2 separate regions of the Homo sapiens genome follow, and region 1 is linked to region 2. Evidence: chromatin loops called from intact Hi-C (ENCODE). Cell type or tissue: CD14-positive monocyte. All regions are shown on one strand.

Evidence for each region. Hi-C counts contacts between places; a loop is a spot of excess contacts. Peaks named below come from ENCODE experiments on the same cell type or tissue, not always from the same donor. Only the 100,000 strongest peaks of a DNase experiment are listed, where the experiment ranks them.
Region 1: a loop joins it to region 2, with 1.8 times the contacts of the local background. A loop is called at or near these places in 2 of 110 quality-filtered maps.

Annotation. Positions count from the first base shown.
Region 1 is chr7:127,869,355-127,871,854 of GRCh38, forward strand. The region is part of intron 12 of SND1 (staphylococcal nuclease and tudor domain containing 1); the gene reads left to right. Among named protein-coding and RNA genes, the nearest start is that of SND1-IT1, 130 kb to the right of the region's middle. RefSeq lists a silencer at 1,291-1,410. In CD14-positive monocyte, no CTCF peak of the experiment used is centred here; a DNase peak (open chromatin) is centred at 1,347; H3K27ac peaks cover 2,258 bases.
Region 2 is chr7:127,818,971-127,821,470 of GRCh38, forward strand. The region is part of intron 11 of SND1 (staphylococcal nuclease and tudor domain containing 1); the gene reads left to right. Among named protein-coding and RNA genes, the nearest start is that of SND1, 170 kb to the left of the region's middle. In CD14-positive monocyte, no CTCF peak of the experiment used is centred here; a DNase peak (open chromatin) is centred at 1,551; H3K4me3 peaks cover 859 bases; H3K27ac peaks cover 2,474 bases.

The DNA of each region.
Region 1 (2,500 bases), 50 kb after region 2:
GTACATGGCCTTTGCTTTGAGTGAGACAGGAGCCACTACAGAGTTTGGAGTAGAGGGATGGTGACAAGTTTTGTCTACTTTGACCTTCAGAGATTTATTCTGGTTGAGAACTATTCTGATTATTCTAGGTGAGAATGGAGTTTAGAGTCATTAATGCTTTTCTTGTCTCCTTTCAGTAAGTTAAAATCCCATTGACTTTTTTTTAAAAATAATTGTAGATTCACTGAAGTGGCAAGGGTAGTAGAGAGAGGGCCATCCCATGTACCTTTCACCCAGTTTCCACCAGTGGTTAGATCTCATATAATTATAGTACAATATCAAAACCAGGAAGTTTACATTGATACAGTGTCTTTGTATAGTTCTATGCCATTTTATCAACTGTCGATTCACATACATCACAATGAAGGTAGAAAATTATTCAGTCATCACAAAGGTCTCCCTAGTGCCACCCCTTCTACCCCTTTCCCTTCCCATCATCCCTCTGACAACTGTTTTCCATCTCCATAGTTTTGTCATTTCATGAACATTACATAAATGGAATCATAATATGTGATTCTGTGAGATGGGCTTTTTAAATTTAGCATAATGCCCTTGAGATCCATGTAAGTCACTCCTTATATAGTTTGTTCTGGTTGACTTCTAATCTGTGTGTGAATGTAGGAGACAGGCTGTCATGGTGGAAGGATGCCTGTTTTATGACTTGAGACCTGAGTTCTAGCCCAGGTCCATCACTAAATACTACTTACTATCTCTGGGTCTCAGTTTAGCCACCTATAAAATGAAGAAGAAATTACAGTCAAGATTCTTTCAGTAATAATTTTTTGGTGAGAGGACTGTAGTAGTCACCAACTCCATCTGCCTTTTTAATACTTACTGTGCAGTAATCTCCTATGGTCCTTAGTATATTGTCAAGCTCATTCTGACCACTCAAGAAACAGCTCATAGTGGTTTTATTGACATATTGCTGCTACTTGTCTTTTTCGAGTATAAGCTTGATAATAGGCCCCTATACTACTTAACAAGCTACAGCCATGCATTACTTAACAATTGGGATACCTTCTGAGAAATGTGTCCTTAGGCAATTTGGTCATCGTTGGAACATCATGCAGTGTACTCACAGGAACCCTGATAGTATAGCCTACTACACACAGAGGCTGTATGGTATAGCCTGTTGTTCCTATACTAAAAACTGTACATCATGTTGCTGTACTGAATACTATAGGCAGTTATATAACACAATGGTAAGTATTTGTGTATGTAAACATCTAAACATAGAAAAGGTACAGTAAAATTAGAGTATAAAAGGTACTTACCGTGAATGGAGCTGGCAGGACCGGAAGTTGCTTTGGGTGAATCATTGATGAAATAGGAAGTGAATGTGAAAGCCTAGGATGTTACTGTACGCTACTGTAGACTTTATAAACTGTACGCTTAGGCTACATTAAATTGATTTCAAAAAGTTTTCATTTTCAATAATAAATTAACCTTAGATTACTGTAACTTTTATAATGCTTAATTTTTTTAAAAGAAACTTTGACTCCTTTGTAATAACACTTAGCTTAAAACAAACATTGCACAGCTACAAAAATATTTTTTATATCATTATTCTGTAAACTTTTTTCTATTTTTAAAATTTATTTATTTATTTTACTTTTTAAAACTCGTTTGTTGAAAAGTAAGACACAAACATACACATTAGCCTAGACCTACACAGTCAGGATAATCCTTATCACTGTCTTCCACCTCTATATCTTGTCCCACTGGAAGGTTTTCAGGGGGCAATAATGTAAATGGAGCTGTCATCTCCTATGATAACAATACCTTCTTCTGGATACCCCCTGAAGGATCTACCTGAGGCTGTTTTACAGTTAATTTCTTTAAGTGGAAGGCATGCACTCTAAAATAACAATAATAAGTATGATAGTAAATACATGCACCATTAACATAGTCATTTATTATTGTTATCCATTACCATTACTGCCTGTACATAATTGTATGTGCTATACATTTATAGGATTCACAGTGCGGTAGGTTTATTTTTACCAGCATCACCACAAACTTGTGAGTAATGCATTGTGCTGCAGGCTATGACTACGCAGTCTCTAGGCCATAGCAGATTTTTTTAGCTCCATTATAATCTTATGGGATCCACCTGCGTATATGTGCTCCATCATTGACCAAAACATCATTATGTAGTGCATGACTGTATGTAAATGTGAAGATGAGTGTTTGGTTTTTCATTATTTTCAGTGATAAGTTGCAGAAAACTGTATCTTATCACTGAAAATAATGAAATTTCTCCTGCTGCCATAGCGCTCCAAACTAGAAATGTGTAAGGTATGCTTAATGCTCATTGAAATGATAAACAATCTTGTTGGCCTCAAACATTATCATCAAGTGTCATTATAAAGATATGGATAGAAGTGTGAATCTACATTGAACATGCACTACGTGACTATTAATAAGTAGATCCTAGTTCATGTTAAAAATTATAGGCTGG
Region 2 (2,500 bases):
CTCTCAACATTTGAGTGAGAAAATCATAATTTGATGGTCTCTGCATTTATGACACCTCCATTTCTTCATTTATAAAATGGACATCATGTTTGACACCTCTAATTCCTTGTGTTTGTAATAGTATAGGGAGAGAATGTAAGCAAACAGTCACATTAGGAGTAAATTTGAGCAGGGCAAAATGGAAGGAACTGTTTTATTTCTTCAGGGTGGAACTATAGAAGTTAGTACTTCAAATGCAGACCTGCAGCCTTGTCCAAAATTTGTCAGGCTACATAAAAATGAAGAGATGAGACATTTCAGTGACCTCAGAGTCAGGAAGATATGCAGTTGAAGATTGTGTATCATCACATTCTTACACTTGGGATGAATTCATTTCTTTCATTGTTCCTCATTTTCTTAATTTGGAATATCCAAAGGATACTTTTTTCTACCCTCTAAAAAGATGATCTTACTAAGGTATCCAGAAAGACTCAATTTGTCTTCCTGGTATTTCTAATCAGATTCTGACTTAACAACATTTACTTTTAAAAATGTAGTTTTCCTAGTATTGACTCTGAGGAGGGCCACCATAAAGAGGCAGGTGGCCCCACCTTGTAGGATGGGCTGGAGGTAGAAAAATTCAGGAGTCTGGAGTCCTGGCCTGAAGTGCATCTAGTCTTTGTTCACCTCACCCGCTTTCTATTTTGGCCCTTAGTTAACCCCTCTCTAAAAACAGAAGGAACCAGCAGGCCACCTCTGAAGATCATTTCATAAACCCGTTTGAAGATTTGTTGCCCGGTTTTGCATTGATTGGACTACTTTTAGGGTTCCAAAAGTTTAATCTTTTTGTCATCAAAGATTGTTTTATTTTAAATATCAGTGAATTTGATGAATACTGATGTGATGGCTATGTGTCACACACAAACCCCTGAGTCCTGTGGCCACTGGGTGATTCTTTGAACTTACTGTGAACACTGATTGTTAAAGGCCTGTTTGCTGAGAATGCTATAATGTAAATCTCTACTGTTTCTGTGCAGTGACTTTAATTATCTTAATCACCCATTATGCCCGCCTTCTCCCAACCCCTACAAGCTAGGAGATTGAATTCATTCTTTCTCCACCTCTGCTTATGTTACCAGGTTAGGGTCAAAGCAGATCTTTTTATCTGAAATGTTTAAGTGGTTAGGCTGGGGTTACAATTCAGTTAGTTACTGGGGAAAGGAATTGTTTCCTCTTTTTCTAAGATGTGTGGTTCCCAATGGTTTTCTCTCATTTGAGGGCTGGTGGTGGTTTCCTTCTGTCATTTGTCAGTTCACTACATTTTGAAATAATGGCTTTAGGAATCCAGTGCCATCAGAATGATTGACTTCTTGACATTAGCCAGGTGCTTTTTCACATTTTTCCCTAGTTTCTCCTATTGCTAGTGGTGGAGTTTGCTTGCTGTCGGCAGTTTGGAAGCAAAGCAGCATGTAGTTTGAACTCCACAGCATGGGAGAGTTTTTGAAGATCAAAGACAAAGATGAGTCATGTTGCTGTTCTTCGGTATTTCTGCTTTGGTGTAGTTAATCACAGCTTTCCAAGGGGCAAATGGTAATAAGATCACTAAGTCTAGATAGATTTATGATGTCTCAACATTCAGAGACTGAAAGTAGAATTGATAGTCTTTTTTACGTCACAGACACAAACTTCCCCTTCCTTTCTTTCTCTCTAACCTCATTTTCTTTTGTCCCTCTCTATCTTTCCTTTTTCCCCCTTTCCTTCTGCCTTCCATTTTCCTTCCTCCTCCTCAAAGTTTCTTAGACCTCCAACATGAAATTGTCAAAATGCTAAGCTTGTAGTAGCACTCACTTTCCAATGTGTATGCTCCATCTGCCTTTATGTCTGACTTGGCTGTTGTAGTGGATCCCTGGGACCTTTCTGACCTTAGCAAGGAAAAAGTGATTTGCTAAATGCCATTTTTTCTTGTTTCTGTTCTTCTTCCAGCAGCATGAAGCTTGGTTGAGTACCAGAGTTGACAGAGTATTAGCTTTTCTCTGAGCCAGGTCTGCTTAAGTTTTTGCTTGATGGTTCCAGTTTATTGTTGGCCTTGGATCCTCCCGAATGAACACTCAGAATGTTCTCAGCGAGATGATATTGTGTAGTACATTTAGAACTCTCTGCCTTCTTTAACTGTCATTTTCCATTGTTTTTGGAAAAGAGAAAACATGGACAAGGAAAATGTTGTGCCAGTCATTCCTCTTAGTCCAGGTTTCCCTTCCTGAGGAATTCTAGTTGATGGGCCAGTGTATGTGTGTCCTTGCTGGGTGCTCTAATGATGCAGTAGCCTGATGCTGCCCCAGGCACAAGTAGCATGCGGGGTGCTTGGCCATTGTTTCAGTTAGCAAAAAAATACCTGTTTGGATAACACTGACCTGCTTCAGAGTATGTTGTTTTCCTTGGATGACCCAGCTTTCTGTAATTCACCTTTGGATTGGATTGTTTTTTCCTGGACTCCATGTCATCATCTCTGCTCTCCAACTGT